2 separate regions of the Homo sapiens genome follow, and region 1 is linked to region 2. Evidence: chromatin loops called from intact Hi-C (ENCODE). Cell type or tissue: Caco-2. All regions are shown on one strand. Links, peaks and the distances in the headings refer to the core of each region. The heading gives the core; the rest is flanking DNA.

Region 1 (8,728 bases), core at 1-8,000, 190 kb after region 2:
CGTAGGGGTCAGGGGACCGGGTCCCCCAGAGGTGTCAGAAAAATGCTCCCAGGAGGAGGACGCCAGGCTGCTGAGGCCTGTGGCTGACACCAGGGGGCAGGGCGGGGCGGCGGGGACAGCGTCCGGAGGAGGGAGCCGCCCAGACCTAGCCCGGGTGGGGCGAACGAAGAGCGGGCGTGGTGGGCGCCTGCTAGCTCCGGCTCGCGGTGTTAGGCCTTGGGGACATCGCTCGGGGACAGGAGAGCCCCGGGCCCCCGCCGCCCCGAGCCGTGGCCGGGAAGGGGAACACAGTCCATGCGTGCGGCGCCCGACAGCCTCTCCCCGCACGCCCGAGCCCCAGTGCAGGCGGCGGCCCGGCCCCTTTGTGCCTGGAGTGTCACGCGCGGGCGCTCCTGCCGCCGCGCCTGGGAGAGGCCTCCGGCACCCCGGGCCCCTTTCCAAGCACAACAGCAGCCCTGCCGCGGCCCCGCGCTGACCCACTTTCCCTCCTGCCTCCTCAGCCCGAGGCCGAGAATCCAGCGGCCGCCGCCAAGCAGGTGCGAGCCGTCGGGCGGGGCGCGCGGGAGGCGGAGAGGATGGGCCCCTGAACCACCCCGCGCGCCCCACCTCAGCCTCCCGGGGCGAGCCAGGTTTCCGGGGCGGGGGCCGCGAGGAGGAGGAGGAGGGCAAGGCGGGGGAACGGGAGGGAGAGGACCCGGGGAGGGGGAGGGGGAGGCGGAGGGGAAGGGGGAGGCGGAGGGGGAGGGGCAGAAGAAGGGGGCAAGGAGGGCAGAGAGATGAGCGAGAAAGAAAGGAGGGGTGCGGGAAAGGAGGAGAGGAAGGAGCGGTGGGAGGAGGAGGAGGGGTGCGGGAGAGAAGGGCTGAGGGAGAGGCGGAGGGAAACCGCACCCCTGCCTCTTTCCTGGGCCGAGGCCAGCCGGGGAGGAAATGTTGAAATGGGCGAAGTGCACATCCGCCTCCAGGCCTAAGGGGTGTAGGGGTCAGGCCGCACCGACCCCGCCCTTCCCAGCCCTTCCTGCCAGACCTCTGCCTCCGATGGGCGAGCCCGGTTGCTGGGAGGCGGTTCGCTGTGGAGCCTGGACCCTCTCCACAGTTCAGCCCGCCGGAGGCGTGTGCGCTTCCAGATGAGAGCACTTGTTCACTGAATGACCGTGCGTACTTGGGGGGACATCTGGCCCCAGAACCTCCAGGAGCAGGGTGGCTAATGCTGAGTGCCGTGGCCTGGCACTGGGAAGCGCCGGTCCTCAGTCCCTTTCCCTGCTCCTGGGCATCCCAGGCCCCTTGGGGCGTTCTTACACTGCCTGAGTTAGACCTGGAAGAGTCCCCTGTGCCAGGGCAGGGGCTTTGCCTGCTTGGTCCTTGTTCACCCCTGTGTATAGCTACTACCTATTACCTACCCACCTGTCCACAAGTGTCAGTGCCTGATGTAGGAAGTTACAGTAATTCACAAATAAATCTATCACAAAGGGACATGGATACTCACACTTCCTTCTTACCCCTACTTCCAGGCAGCCATTGTTAATGGGTGCGTGTGTACAGTTCTGGGCACATACCAACATGCACGGATGCATGTTAACCTGCTTTGTATGGAAGAAACGGGGTCAGGATATCATAAAAAGAATTAATGGGTAATCAGTATTCATCAAATGCCAAGATCTAGTTCTGAGCACTTTGCAAATATTAATTTAATCACCACGAACCTCAGTAAAGTTTATTACTATTACTCGCATTTTTCAGATGAGGCGCCTAAGGCACAGAGAGGTTAAGTAGCCTGCCCAGGATCACACAGCTACTAAGTACAGAAGTCAGAATTTGAGCCTGACTCCAGAGCTCATAAGGTTAACAACGAGGCCTCCCACTTTTATATGCGTATTATTCCATGAATTACTGTTTACACTAAGAATATGTTCTTTTCTGCAACCAATGGAAGATTCCTAGAAGAGGAACTACTGGCTATGTGGCATTGAGATTTTTCTTTTTTCTTTTTTTTTCTGAGATGGAGTCTAGCTCTGTCGCCCAGGCTGGAGTGCAGTGGCACGATCTCAGCTCACTGCAACCTCCGCCTCCTGGGTTCAAGCGGTTCTCCTGCCTCAGCCTCCCAAATATCTGGGATTACAGGCCTGCCACTATGCCCAGCTGATTTTTGTATTTTAAGTAGAGATAGGGTTTCACTGTGTTGGCCAGGCTGGTCTTGAACTCCTCACATTGTGATCCACCCGCCTCGGCCTCCCAAAGTTCTGGGATTACAAGCGTGAGCCACCGCGCCTGGCCGTGTGTTTGAGATTCCTAGAGACATTAGTAAAACCCTCCAAAAGAGTGGGGACCTTACACCAGCCTGCCGGTTCAAGCTCCATACTGGACCTCCACCTCCCCAACCCCCACCCCCACCCCACCAGAAAAGGACCCTCCATCCCCTTCAGGTCATAGAGTGAGGAAGAGGGAAGCTTCAACAGGCCCAGATGGCCCTGGTAATGGGCACGGTGACATTTGGGCAGAGAACCCCAGGGCCCTGCATCTGCAGACCTGGGACAGGCAGAGAATGTCCAATGGGGGTGCTAGTGGCATTGCCTGGCCATGACTCTGTCCAGCTGTGGCATCATGTCCCATGGCCAAAGTGTCCAAGCAAGCCTGCTTCTGCCATTGACCTAGGGAGGCCTCTTGACACCTGCTCATTTTCCAAGCCTGTTCCTCCTGCATCCTCAAGATTCGGAGTGCCCTCCAAAATAAGATCTTTTTCTGTAGTTGTTACTATGGGTTAAGAACCCTCCTGTCTGATACATACAACTGATTACAAACTTTTAATTTTTGCCAATCTGATAAGCAAAAAAAAAGAAAGTAGTTCATGGATTTAGTTTACATTTCCTTTTTAACAGGGAGGTTGGGTAGAGACTTCTTGGTTTGCTCATGCCTGTAATCCTAGCACTTTGGGAGGCTAAGGTAGGAAGATCGCTTGAACTCAGGAATTCAAGCCAACCTGGGCAACATAGCAAGACCTCACCTCCACTAAAGGGAAAAAACAATCCATGTTCCTTTTCTTCCAACCCAACAGATCTGTGGCTGGGCAGCAGCTGCTGAGCTCAACTACAATTCCAGCCTGCTTTACAGTTAGGCTTGTCCACAGGACCAAGTTCTCAGTGACAGAGTAAGAGCAGGCCTGTGATAGGAGCCTCTTCTGTACCTCGGCCTCCAAGCTGCCTAGAATCTGGCTGTGGCAGTGCCCAAGGGGAGGCGAGCAGCAGGAGAGAAGGGTCCTGGGGTTTGGGGGGACCAGGAGGAGCAGAGCTGCTGCTCAGCTCAGATCCATAACCTGAGAAAGAAAGAGGGATGGCACATTTTATGTGTTAACTTAAATATCTGGCTACATCGCTCAGATATTTGATTAGACACTATTCTAGATGTTTTTATGAAGGTATTGATTAATTGATTGATTGATTGAGACAGTCTCACTCTGTTGCCCAGGCTGGAGTGCGGTGGCACAATCTTGGCTCACTGCAACCTCCACCTCCCAGGTTCAAGTGATTCTCGTGCCTCAGCCTCCCAAGTAGCTGGGATTACAGGCATGTGCCACCATGCCTGGCTAATTTTTGTATTTTTAGTAGAGATGGGGTTTCACCATGTTGGCCAGGCTGGTCTCCTGACCTGAAGTGATCTGCCCACCTTGGCTTCCCAAAGTGCTGGGATTACAGGCCTGAGCTACCACAACCGGTGAAAGTACTTTTTAAGATAAGATTAGCATTTAAATCAGAAGATTTTGAGTAAAGCAGATTATTCTCCACAATGTGGGCAGATCTCATCCCATCAGTTGAAGACCTTAAGAGAAAAGAGACTGACCTGCTCTGAGCAAGGAGGAATTCTGCTGGCCAACTGCTTGTGAACTCCAACTTGTAATATCGGTCTCCAGCCTACCGGCTTACTCTGCAGATTTTGGATTTGCCAAGCCTCCACAACCGCAGAAGCCAATTCCTTAAAATGAATCCCTTACAACAGTTCCCTAAAATAAATTCTTCAAAATTCCTTAAAATAAATGTGTGTGCATGTGTGTCTGTGTATATATATAGCCTATGTAATGTCTAATATAGATCTATAATATATATTAGATAAATATACACATACTTATCATATATATATGTGTGTGTGTGTGTGTGTTTCTCCTATTGGTTCTGTTCTCTGGAGAACCTAATACAGAAACAAATCTGTTTATTCTTCTAGCCTCTGTATCATCAGGCCTCTTTGTTAGAGCAGGTGAGCTTTACCCTAACTAATTCAGAGGTTGATTCGTTTTCATGCATGTAGATACTTGTCATTTAGCTTCTATTATCTGCCTGTATTTTAAGGTTCTTTGTCTTAAAATGTTATGACTCCAGGAATGTTATATATTAAGTATATTAACCTTTTGACTATTATATATCTTGCAAACATCTTGTAATCAGTCACTTGTCTCTTTATTTTATTTGGAGCGGCTTTCAACCTAGAGCAGTGGTCCCCAAACCCGGGGCTGCAGACTATTCCCTGTCTGTGGTTTGTTAAGAACCAGGCTACATAGCAGAAGATGAGTAGCAGGCGCGGGAGCATGACCACCTGAGCTCCGCCTCCTGTCAGACCAGCAGCGACATTAGATTCTCATAGGAGCACAAACCCTACTGTGAACTGTGCGTATGAGGGATCTAGGTTGCACATTCCTTAAAAGACTCTTAATGCCTGATGATCTGAGGTGGAACAGGTTCACCCTGAAACCATCCCCCGCTCAGCCTGTGTCTGTGGAAAAATTGTCTTCCATGAAACTGGTCCCTGGTGCCAAAAAGGCTGGGGACTGCTGACCTACAAGATATATTAGTTATGACTCTTGGTGCATACTCTTGACAGAAATCCCACTCAACCTAGTATAATGCAGAGGACAGTTCACGGAGCAACTCAAATAATTGCCACTTTTACAATATTGAAGCTTCCTACGGGAAACATAATACATCTCTCAATTTATGTCCTTTAATACGATTAAACATTTTTCTTCATGTAGGTTCTCCAGAATTTTGGTTATGCCTATGCCTAGATTATTTATGATTGTTGTTGGTATTGCAAATGTCCTCTCCTATTGATTATTTAATGGTATCTATGGAAAGTATTGATTTTTGTGTATTTGCTCTGTGCCCACTTGCCATCTAACTGGTTGTTATATTTTATTGAACCTTTCAAAGGATATGAATTATGCTGATTTTAATGTCTTCTTCTGATTCCTGCATTATTATCCTGTTTTCTCCAGCGTTCTGTCTACTTCTTCTGCAGGCTGTTGGTTTCCTTCAAATGTCTGGGGATTTTTGATTGTCTGATCCCATTTGTAAATGAACGTCCAGAGAGTGGTTTTCAAAGTGAGATCCATGGACCCCTAAGGGTTCTTAAGACTCTTTCTGGGTGTCTGCAAAGCCAAAACTATTTAATAGGAATAAAAAAGACTTGTTTTTCCTAATGGGTGTTCAGGTGCTCACTTCAGCAGCACATATACAAATGGGTGTTCAGTGGAGTTTTCCAGAGTCTACATGATGTGTGTTATCACTATAGCTTGAAAGAAGGAGGTATGAAAATCCAGCTGTTGGCTGGGCATGGCGGCTCCTGCCTGTAATCTCAACACTTTGGGAGGCTGAGGCAGACAGACCACTTGAGGTCAGGAGTTTGAGACCAGCCTGGCCAACATGGTGAAACGCCATCTCTACTAAAAATACAAAAAAAAAAAAAAAAAAAGCTAGGCGTGGTGGTGCATTCCTGTAATCCCAGCTACTTGGGAGGCCGAGGCAGGAGGATTGCTTGAACTGGGAGGCAGAGGTTGCAGTGAGCCAAGATTGTGCCACTGCATTGCAGCCTGGGTGTCAGAGTGAGACTCTGTCTCAATAAATAAATTTAAAAAATTAAATACATATGAATACATAAAAATTAAATGCATAAATACATAAAAATAAAAAAATACAACAACAAAAAAGAAAATCCAGCTATTAAGCCAGACATTGGGGAGTTTTTTTGTTTTGTTTGTTTTGTTTTGAGACAGAGTTTCACTCTTGTTGCCCGGGCTGCAATGCAGTGGCACCATCTCAACTCACTGCAACCTCTGCCTCCCGGGTTCAAGCGGTTCTCCTGTCTCAGCCTCCTGAGTAGCTGGGATTACAGCCACGCACCACCACACCTGGCTAATTTTTTGTATTTTTGGTAAAGATGGGGTTTCACCATGTTGGTCAGGCTGGTCTCAAACTCCCGACCTCAGGTGACTCGCCCGCCTCGGCCTCCCAAAGTGCTGGGATTACAGGCGTGAGCCACCACACCCAGCATGTATAAGTGTTATTTATGTTAACATGCCATTATTATTTTAAGATAAATGAATATTTATTTATTTTTCACTTGAACTTCTACTACCGTAAATATTGATAGATAAACTCATATGAATGAAAGCCCGCTGAGACCCTCAGCCATTTCTAAGAGAGGGTGAAGGGTTCCTGAATGCAGTGTGTTTGCGATCTGTCAGTCTCAACCAATCATTCTTGCTGTGCAGAGTAGTTCTTGCACACAACTAAACCACCACTGTCTGGCAACCCTGGCACCACTGGGCACCTGTGGTCATGGAGACAGGCCAGGACGTTGCAAAGGCAGAGTGCCTTCCTGGGCCTCTCATCTGGGCCGCTCTCCCTGTCAGTGTGGCTGACAGTGCCTGGCAGTCACCTGGGCGGGCCCCTGCTTCTCTCTTTGGGCCAGTGTTGGCTCTGGAGGCTCCCGGTGCATCTTTGTCTTCAGTCTGAATGCTGCACTCAGACTTTACCCTGGGGACAGGCAGGACACTGCCTCAGCCACCTGGGTAGCCGTTTGTGTGATTACCGTATCCAAGCTCCATGACTCATTCCTTCTCCACTGCCCCCACCCTACCCCATTTCCAGACTTGAAATGGTCTCCCACCTGCAGGCCATTGGCTCTATTGCGTTTCACCACGAATCTGATCTCCTCCGCTTTATATCTTCCAGAAATTCTCCAATGTTCTAGTCTGTTGGTGGCATTTTTCCTGGTTTTCAAGGATTTCTAAGTGTTTTTATATTTATCCTACTACATCAGAGGGTGGGGGAGATAGGTAGGAGAGGTGCAGTTGAGCCTTGAACAATGTGAGGGTTGGAGAGCCAACCCCTCACGCAGTCAGAGCTTGTATAACTTCAGGCTCCCTCCAAACTTAACTAATAAATAGCCTACTGTTAACTGGAAGCCTTACTGGTAACATTAAAAAATCAGTTAACACGTACTTTGTATGTGTATTTATACTGTATTCTTACAATAAACTAAGCTTGGGAAAATAAAATGTCATTAAGAATATCATAAGAGAAAGCATTTACTAAGTGGAAGTGGATTATCATAGAAGTCTTCATCCTCGTTGTCTTCATGTTGAGTGGCTGAGGAGGAGGGGCTGGTCTTGCTGCCTCAGGGTGGCAGAGAGGAAGACATGGAGGAAGTGGGAAGGGAGGCAGGAGAGGCAGGGACACTTGGTATAACTCTGATTGAAAAACATCCCTGTGGGTGGACCTGCACAGTTTGAACCTGCGTTGTTCAAGGGTCCACTGTGCTTGAAAGTGTTTAGTCAGCAGTCCTGAACGACATGTAAACAATGGTTGAATGAAGGAGCAAGGGAGCCTAAGGGTGGGGAGAGGCGGGTGTCGGCAAGGACCTTCCTCCAAGACAGGGTTGCTGCGAGGGGCAAATGGTGACTGATGATTCACAAGAAGGCGTACCTGTGTGACAGCACCTGTAAGCCAGGTGGGATCAGTGCGGCCTGTCGTCTGCTGTTGTCATGTGGAGCTCAGCAAACGGTGGGAGTCCTAGGGGACAACATACACAGCTTAGCAGCAGGTGCCCCTCTCTTCGAGCCTAATTTAGCCAATGGGAGTTTAATTTAGCCACGGGGGCGTAATTGCTAGAAGAAAAGAGAAGAAAAAAAACCTGATGCCCTCACCGCCTTCCAATCCTGACTCTTTAGGAAAAGCCTGGATCTCCGACATCTCCAGAGCGCCTGACCAAGCGTGAGAAGGCGGGATGTAGCCGGGGTGTGTGTGTCGGGGGGTGGCAGGATGCTCCCCAGAGGCGGAGAGCGGCGCGTGGGGGGTGCTGCAGGCGTCCTGGGAGTTTGGGGGCGCCGCCCTTCCTCCTGCCTTGGGCCCAACCGGTGGATCCTGTCGAGTCTGTTGTGGTCCCCTTCTTAGGAAAAGCACAGAGAGCCCTTTAAAGATGTTGACCTGACAGCAGCAGGGGGCCCAGGGTGACCACGGAGCAAATCAGGGAAAGGAAACTTAGGTCGCCACACATTTGATTTAAAAGAAAATAACTTCCCTCCTGAAGCAGGGGCTGGGGTAGGTGCCCTGGCACAGGCACAGAACCAGAGAGAACCCTTGCCGCTGCTCCGGAATGTCGGGCCACACCCTCCGGATACGGGAAAGGCTTTCTTCTCCATTTCAAATGACCCTGTTTCGCCTTTTTTAGATACAAATGTTTATTTGGTCTGACTTTGAAATACCTCGGAGCAGCTGAAATAATTGAAGGCAGCCCTGTAAGAAGCAGCACTTCCAGACCTTCTCACGGGCAAACCCTCTGCTGGGACCGCCAAGGGCCCCCGCGAGACACCTGAGGGTCAGCACAGCCCCTCCCTCCCTGTGCCGTGCTGGCCGTGCCGCAGCTGGTCACCCGCACGAGGACCTCGAGATTGCCCTGCGGACTG
Region 2 (8,673 bases), core at 674-8,673:
TTTGGTGCCTGGAGGCAATGTCGTATGTTTATGCTGCCATTTGCAAACACTAGCATCTTTGAGGTCTCTCCACAGACTGGTTTTTGGGCGCATGGCCTCCTTCAGCATCCATGCCGTATGTACAGTTGTCTTTCTGTATCCCTGCCTTTCGGCTGTACGGTGTCACCGATGAAGGTCATGGGAACCACACTGACCTGGCCCAGTACAAAGCCATGTTATCTAATTTAACTTGCATCTTTGTTATTCCTGCCAAGCAATCCTGGTTATCTCCTTTCCTGCCATATTCCCCCTAAAAGTGAACTCACTTGACTTGAATCCTTCCTACTGGCTTTAAGTCAGTGATGTTGATTGTTGGAGAGGTACACTTTGCCCATGCCTAGTTTTTCTTTCTATGTATGTGGACTTTTCATTAGTAATGCTCTGACCTCATTCCAGGCCTTTATTTATTTTGGAGGAGGACGGCTCATTTGGTTGGAGATTGGGGACCAGGATACTGCATGCTTGTCTCTCTGTCTTGGTCTTCTGGTAGGCTTAGCGCGCAGGCTAAACTCTGCCTGTGGGAAGCGAGGCCTGTGGTGGCTGGTGCTGCCTGTGGCTAAGTGGGTATTCCTAATTCTGGGTGAGTAGTAGGCAAGAACGAAGCCACACCCTCCAGTACAACTTTTATTACTAATAAAACTGATTTTTTTTTCTCTATCCTCCTGAAGTCTGCATCTGTCTCTGAATTGGCTTTCAAAGTCAGATCAGGAACAAGGGTGTCATCCACTGGCACATCAAAATTTCAACATTTAAGCCATCTCCTTCCTATTATCCAAGCAACCTTGAACCCTATGAATTTAGAAGATTAAGGTATTCAGACAGGATCATCCCCAAATGTCTTCCCCATCACTGCGCATTTGCCGTTCTACAACCTTCTCTACATGCAAAGAATCCCCCACCTCCTTCCTAAGACTGATCTCTCTTTCAGTTCCTCTAGTTACTATCTTGTTTCTTCTAGGTAGGTCTCCATTACCAGCCATTTCTCTTTCTGGTCACATGGGAAGAGGATGCCAAATAAAAAGATTTCAAAGCCACAAATTGCTGATTTCCCATCAAGCCTGCAGGCAATCCAGGATGGGGCATGATGTCTCATGCCTGTAATCCCAGCACTTTGGGAGGCTAAGGCGGGAGGACCGCTTGAGGCCAGGAGTTCCAGACCAGCCTGGGCAACATAGTGAGATCCTGTATCTACAAAATATGCAAAAATTAGCTGGGTGTGGTGGTGCACGCCTGTAGCCTCAGCTACTCAGGAAGCTGAGGCAGTAGACTCACTTGAGCCCAGGAACTGGAGGCTGTAGTGAGCTATGATCATCCCACTGTACTCCAGCCTGGGCAACAAAGCAGTACCCTGTCTCTAGAATTAAAAAAAAAAAAAAAAAAGACAAAACACTTTAATCCATATCCACAAATCTGACAAGAAACCACTTAATCCAGAAAGTTTTGGGGGAATCAGAAAATGCTATTATAGGTTTAGCTCATCTAAGACCCATAGCTTCTTAAGCACAAGGCCAACTACACTTAAAATGTATAATTTATGAGTTATATCCTGCATATTGTGAAATGTCAGACATTAATAAAATGTATGTAAATGGAGGTAGACGATATAAAAAAAGCAGAGAAGAGGCAACGTACCCCACATATTTCAAAATCCTATAGTAATATATTTGATAATTTAATATTAAGTTTGGTGTTAAGCTTCCTTGAAGCCATGGAAAAAAGGAAAACACACTGGATAACATAATTCTCATTGAGAAAAGGAAGTTGGGTCTCTGACAAAATTTTGTCAGGAAAGATTCTTTCTAGCCCAATTGCTCTTGAACCTGTGAACCTGTGATAAGGGATGCTGAACCACAAAGAGAACAGTGTGCTCCGTAGTGGATGTGCAGAAGACACAGATAGCCTCAAATCTCCCAATGATAAGGACTCATGTTGCCAAATATTCTCCTGGAGCAATGAGGACAGAACACATGGGTTGACGAGGTCTACTTTGGCCATGCTGCCAGAAGTTGACCAGACATGGTGGCCCATGCCTGTAATCCCAGCATTTTGGAAGGCTGAGGCAGGAGGATAGCTTGAGCCCAGGAGTTTGAGATCAGCCTGGGCAACATAGTGAGACCCTGTTTCTACAAATAATAATAAAAAAGGAGTTGTTTATAAAATGTTCTTATCCCACCAGCCCTCATGGCTCTTTGATGTTATCCCTTTGAGCAAAAAGATGGTGCCAACACCAACACTTGTTATCCTTCCTGTGGCACAATCCTTTGGCTCTTGAGTCTGCTCCTACTTCCTTATAGTAAAACCAGTGTCTTGAACCTGGAGGGAGCATAGCTGGTTTCCTTTTTGATATTCCATGAGGGAACTCATTAAGGATGGGATAGAAATTTATATTCGAATCAGGAGAAAAGCTTTTAAGTCATCCATTCGTTCAAAAAAATCTCGAGGCTGAGGCAGGATTGCTGAGGCCAGGAGTTTGAGACCTGCCTGGGCAACACAGTGAGACTTCCTCTCTACTAAAATAAAAAATAAAAAAAATTAGCTGGGCGTGGTGGCACATACATGTATTCCCAGCTACTTCAGAGGCTGATGCAGAAGGCTCGCTTGAGTCCAGGAGGTTGAGGCTGTGGTGAGACCTGATTGTGCCACTGCACTGGGCACAGAGCGAGACCTTGTCTCAAAAACAAAAACAAAAACAAAAACAGAAACAAAAGTCTGGCTCCTACTATGTGGATATGTGCAGGCTCTAGGTATATCATGGTGGACCAAACCCAGACATGGCCCTGCCTTCATGCAGCTTAAGGCCTGAGGGTCCTGACCTAGTCTAAGGTGTGAGGTGGTGAAGTTTTCCATAAGGAATTGGCATTTGGGCAGAGATCCAAGGAAGAGGAGCAGGGAAGGAGGGTGAGGTGCATCAGACAGAGGGCACAGCCCATGCAGAGCCCCTGTGGCAGGAAGGAAGCAGTGCTTTGAGGAAATGAAAGAGAAATGGAATACAGAGCATGAAGGAGAAGATAGTGCATGGCAAAGCCAGAGAGAGGGCAGGGCCTTGCAGGCCTGAGGACAGTGGGGGCCACAGAGGGTTTTTCAGGAAAGCCAGTGCAGGAGGGAACAGGACCCCATGAGAGCTGACAGTGCAACATGGATTGAAACAGCAGAAACAAATATGGAGAGCTCAGGTAGGGGCAGCTACAGGAATGGAAGTGGAAAATGATGGAAGCCTGTACTAGGTGCGTTGGGGTAGGGATGAAAAAAATAAGTGGATCAGGATGTATTCACGAGGGGAAGTAAACAGAACTTGATGATTGTTAGTGAAGAAGAGGGAGGTGCCACAATGATTTGCCAGTTTGCTAACTGAGCTTAATGGCGATGCCATTCACAGAGACTGGAGTGCAAGTTTGGGAGGAGAACCCTGAGAGCAGGGCCCCTATGACATCTAAGTGGGCGTGGTTGGTAGGACTGACCCAGTGTTGTGTCAATCAATGCTGAATCGTATTGCAAATCTCATTGCAGGACTGAATGTTGGATCTTACAAAATGTTGGAACTTTTTGAGAAAAAATAAATGGTTAAATTGTTAGCATTTTATAGGTAAATTTCCAAACATTAGGAGAGAACCATGAATTTGGTTTCTGCACAGAAGCACTAAAAGCACCCTGCGTGGAGGAGAATGATTAATGGGTACCCATCCTGTGTGAACACGCCTGTAAAACTGAGTCATGAGAATTGGTAGCTCAGCTCTGAAAGCTACCAAGACAACAGGGAGACAAGGCAGGGGCTGACATGCTCCTAACCAGACCCTACAGACTGAATAGTGCTGGCGAAGACACGACCGAGAGAAGAGCAGGAAAATCATCAAATGGGAAATGGTGATGCAGAAAATAAAACTAATTTTATATAGAAAGAATATTAAAGAAATGGCAGAAATGCTTGAGTACTTCAAGTGTGATTTTTAAAGTAGTCACAGGTGCCCAAATAGCTACTTTTATTTCCATCCTCCCACCTTATCCCTTGCTTCTCAGCTGGCTTGGCTAAGAGGGAAGGAAAACTCCCTTCTCCTCAAGCCTTCTCCTCTTTCTGTCTTGGGCATTCACCTGTGAGTCAGCCTGACAAGGCCAAGGGAAATGGAGGGGCAAGAATGTGCTCCCATCGCTCCTGGGATCTCAGCCGAGGGAAACAGGAAGCAGCATGTTTTCTCTGCCCTACACACTTTCATCCCTATTACGTGTGCACAGAGCCCCCAGAGAAAAATGCAATTTGGTAGTGACCTGATAACCACACTCTTGCAGCTTTGGTCCAAGAATGGTAAAAATCCAAGGAATGCCGGGGAAGGGAGAGGGGGAGGCAGAGCAAAACAAAACACAATCTCCATTGTAAATGACTGGTTAAAATTACGTTCAAGTTAATGTCTAACTAAAAAGTGGAAATTGGATTACATGGGGTACCTTAACTTTCTCATGAAGAAATAATTTTTATACCTTGAAAGTTTAGCAATTACTGTTAAAGCATCAAAGAAACATTTCAAAGTTTTATTAAAAATTCACCTTGGTAAGGAAGAAAGGTGGTGCAGGTAACCCTAGAGTTTAGCTGGTTGGATTTGGTTGGGTCACAAGGTGACTGGGTCTAGGAGGGAACCGAGGCCAGGGACCCACAGTTGCCATCTCCCCTCCTGTGGGCTGGGGCAGAGTTCACTGGCCTCAACATGCACCAGGGAGACCTAAGGTGCATCTGTGAATTCTGTTGTAATTGTTTGGGAACTGTCAGCTGCAATATCTTTTTGAAGTCCCACCCTGTTTTTATGGCTCTCAATGTGTCTGTTAGGAAACTTTAATTCTGTGTACTCAAGGATAGAAAGCAGAGCTAGGCATGGCTCCTCTGAGCTCATCCTTCTGGCCACGTTGTTAGTGAAACCCTTTGGAACAGCGTGTTATCAGTCACCAAGATCTTTAGCAGGCTGAAAATGCTTTTAGTAAATGATAAAGGCTCTCAAAACTTACGTGATAAAAAGTGCAGACAGTGAAGGTCCATTGCTCCTGTCTACCCTTTGCCAGTTGCTCTTTCCTAGCTTAGGGTAGAGCAATACTACGAAGTTTGGAAAATGTCACCATTTCTGTACCTCGCGACCTGACTTCATTTACTCATTCACTGGTTCACACATCCTGCATTCATTCACTCTGCATTTATTAAGCATCACCGCGGAGATTAGGCTGACCTTGCTGGGTACTGCGGATGTGAAGGTGTCTGAAAGACACACCCTGCCCTAGTTTAGCGGATCCCACCCTCATGGGGCCAGACACCTCACCCCCCACCCTGCACCCCACCCCTCCCAGTTCCCACTCTCAGGGGAGCCCCAGGAGGGAGCCTTTTCCTCTGCCCTGTGAGGCTGGGAAAGGTGTTGCCAAGGTGCAGCAAGCAGCTAGGCCGGATGAGGAGGGCAGTCCCCTGGGGAGGACCATGCTCGCAAAGGGAAGTTAGGAACAAGAGCTGGGAGAAGGATGGCTTTCTGTAGCTTCCATTAACCTTGCGGAAACACCCCCACTTTGGGGTAGGGGGTGAAGGTAGTCAACTGTTAGGTTTTCTTTCGGCCCAGGATAAATAAATGTCATTCCCTTCTATATCCAATGCACAGTTATTACCTAGTAACTTTCTCACTATTTCGTGGGAACCACGTTAAAACCTAAAGTTTAAATAAAACAGGAGAACTCGGAGTGCATGTTTAAATGAACTCTGGCATCCCCCATAGAGTGGGGCGCCCGAGTCAGCAAACCCTTGGCTCACGGGCCCGCGGTGGGGACGCTACACGTACCTTTCAGAAGTGACCCGGATGCGCTCGTCGCTGGACGACTGCTGCTCATCCTCCTTCTCCCGGAAGTGCTCCTGCACGCACTGCTCCTCGAACTCATGCAGCCTCTTTAGCTCCTCGTCGCTAAGGAAGAGCTCTGTGTGAAGGGAGAAGTGTCGGCCACGTGAAAAACAAGAAGAATCAGTTTCGTGGCGTCAATGAGAATTTCACAGCCCCACTTTAATTAAGCTCTCTTCTCCGCCACTCCTAAGGCAGTTCGCCACTACTCCAATTGATTTTTATCTAAAAAGGGGTTGTCATACGCCCCAACCCTCTATCAGTTGGAGCCAAACGGCCCGCTTTTAAACATAAAAAACAAAATTACATTTACTGGGAAAGTAAAGCCAAGTAATATTTCCTGGAAAACTTTTTGCACTTATTTTTATGAATAGAGTCAAACGTATAGCATTATTTTCTCATTTTCTTTAGATGCAACAAATTAAGACGTTTTGAAAGGAGCATTGAATTTATATAGAAATTTACAGAGTAGAGTTATTTTAGAGAATTAGCTCAACTTCTGGTCTCTATGAGCTGGCTTTCCTAATATTAATTACTAACAAATTAACGAAACTAGAATAAAATGGGTACAAAATGAGAAGCCTTTTGAAAAGAACAGCAGTTGGACTGAGTGTGGTGCTTTTCACACGAGCAAGTAGTTGAGTGAGATTTCTGTGAGGATGTCCAATTTGAACACTATTTTGAAATCAGCCCAACTTAGAAATGAAGAGCCCTGCACATACTCAATCCACGATCCCGTTCCTCTTGGTCCCCTTCTCTCTTTTTCCTGCAGCGGCCGCTGAGACGCATAATGATGATGTAGATGTGGCTTAAAATGATCATCGGTGGGGGCAGGACTGGCCTGTCATGAAATGTCATAATCAGCTGATATCGCTGGAACTTCCACACCTGGTTGGATATTGATTTTACTTCAAAGAAGGTATTGCTTTAAAAAGAAGACATTTTTACAGTTAGTTATATTACTTTTTATAGTGATTTCCCAGAGCAGTCAAAGTTACTCACATTTAAGTGAAAATACTCAATGAGATGGCCTTTTAGTGCCCTTTAGTACTGATTCCTTGATTATCCAATCTTTTGGTTTATCCATCAATGTGGATTATCTGTGCTTAAGGACATTGTATTCATAAATAGCTAAGTGTAATAAATTGCTATGTACTGCTTTCTTGAAAAACCACACCACAATCTACTCATATACTCAGGAAATTTAATTTCCTATGTGTAGCGGTATAAGCCATTTAACTAAATGCTTTCACATGTTTAAACTTTCAATTCTGTCTAACAAGTAGATGACTACTTTTTTTTCAACTGAATTAATTAGTTATTGAACTTATTTGATTGAAGGTTCGTTATTTTGGACATGGGGTAGGTACAATCTTTGTCTTATTTTAGCTTCCAACAGGAAGCAGTAAGTGCATGATTTCATTGTCTACCAATACTGGGACCTTAGGAAAACCAGTTACCTTCCCTGACCTTAGTTTTCTCATCTCTCAAGCCAGAAGTTTGGACCAGGTTTTCTCCAATGCCCTGTTCAATTCTAAGATTGCATATTTCTGTGAAGGATTTTTCCCTCTATATTTTTCATCTTAGAAGCTAAAATCATTTTTTTCAATATTTATTGAGCATGGTCAACATACTCAACACAACATGCCAAATAGGCAGGTTTTATAAGAAACTCGATTTAACCCTTTAAGCCATTTTTTTCTTAGGCCATTTTATCTTGTATTCTATAAATGATCAGAAAAAAATGCTTTACTAGTATTACAGTAATTGTAACAGCTTATGAAACTCATATTGCCTTTTCCACCTCTGCTGATGAATAAAAAGCATGACTTAATCAAATATTCTGTACCCCAGGAGACTTTCATCTAAGAAAATATTTTCATTAGATTAAAATACATGCTAAAGTGTTAAAATACTAACCAAGATTAAATTTAAATGTATTTAAGTGTCAACTCTTGATTTATGAATACATTAAGACTGATTAAGTTTGAACAAAGAGACTGCAAAAATTGGATCTACTTAAAAACCCTAATGAAATTATCTGCAAATATATTGGTATCTTGGGAGCGTTCTGAGATTAAATGGAAAATCTGTACAGTAATAAATAATAAGCATGTGGTCATCGGCTGTGACACGTACTTGAACACAGCAATCAGCAGGTTCACCAGCAGGATGTTGGCGACCAGTAGATAGCACGCCATGAGTGCTGGAGTGAGCCAGGCGCCGGGGATACAGGGAGGAAGCCGCTTGCCCTCCTCATCATATAGGTTCTCACCACAAGGAGCTGAAAGAAAAAAATAGTTTTGTCTTTGCTTTTTACATATAATGAAAAGGATAAATATCTCTTACATATGTTTTTCAATACCTATTTCTTTTTTAATATGATTCTTTCTTATTTCATAAGCAATATTTTTTCCATGGGAAAAAATAAACTCTGTAGCCCCAGCTACTCGGGAGTCTGAGGCAGGAGAATGGCGTGAACCCGGGAGGCAGAGCTTGCAGTGAGCCGAGATCGAGCCACTGTACTCCAGCCTGGGTGACTGAGCGAGACTCCCAGTTGTCTCAAAAAAAAAACAACTCACACAAAGAAAAAAGTCAGAAACTCATATCTGCGCTCAGAGATAGTCATTATTTGTCATATTTCTAAACATTTTCCCATTTCTTTATTGTGGCTTTCAAATATAAAAGTCTTCATTTTTAAGCAGACAAATGTATCTTTATGTTTTTTCCCTTTATCGTTATCCATTTGAAAGTCATTGTGGCTTCTAATTATTTAACATCA

The links. Hi-C counts contacts between places; a loop is a spot of excess contacts. Peaks named below come from ENCODE experiments on the same cell type or tissue, not always from the same donor. Only the 100,000 strongest peaks of a DNase experiment are listed, where the experiment ranks them.
Region 1: it touches region 2 in a loop (26-fold over the local background); 1 of 110 quality-filtered maps calls a loop at or near these places.

What each region holds. Positions count from the first base shown.
Region 1 is chr15:31,215,502-31,224,229 of GRCh38, forward strand. It overlaps LINC02352 (long intergenic non-protein coding RNA 2352), which reads left to right and starts at 520. Exons shown (of 2, transcript NR_135834.1): 1 at 520-536; 2 at 8,494-8,728. It overlaps LINC03034 (long intergenic non-protein coding RNA 3034), which reads right to left. Exons shown (of 4, transcript NR_171016.1): 3 at 7,970-8,211; 4 at 7,266-7,835. It overlaps LOC124903454 (a long non-coding RNA gene), which reads left to right and starts at 813. Exons shown (of 2, transcript XR_007064556.1): 1 at 813-1,628; 2 at 3,788-4,025. In Caco-2, for the core only: CTCF peaks have their summits at 69 (motif pointing right) and 269; DNase peaks (open chromatin) are centred at 100, 471 and 960; H3K4me3 peaks cover 1,268 bases.
Region 2 is chr15:31,020,302-31,028,974 of GRCh38, forward strand. TRPM1 (transient receptor potential cation channel subfamily M member 1) reads right to left here. Exons shown (of 28, transcript NM_001252024.2): 25 at 8,031-8,175; 26 at 6,614-6,816; 27 at 5,838-5,970. It overlaps TRPM1-AS1 (TRPM1 antisense RNA 1), which reads left to right and starts at 6,571. Exons shown (of 5, transcript XR_932056.2): 1 at 6,571-6,810. RefSeq lists enhancers at 4,105-4,399, 5,580-6,779. In Caco-2, for the core only: no CTCF peak of the experiment used is centred there; DNase peaks (open chromatin) are centred at 4,250 and 4,810; H3K4me3 peaks cover 194 bases.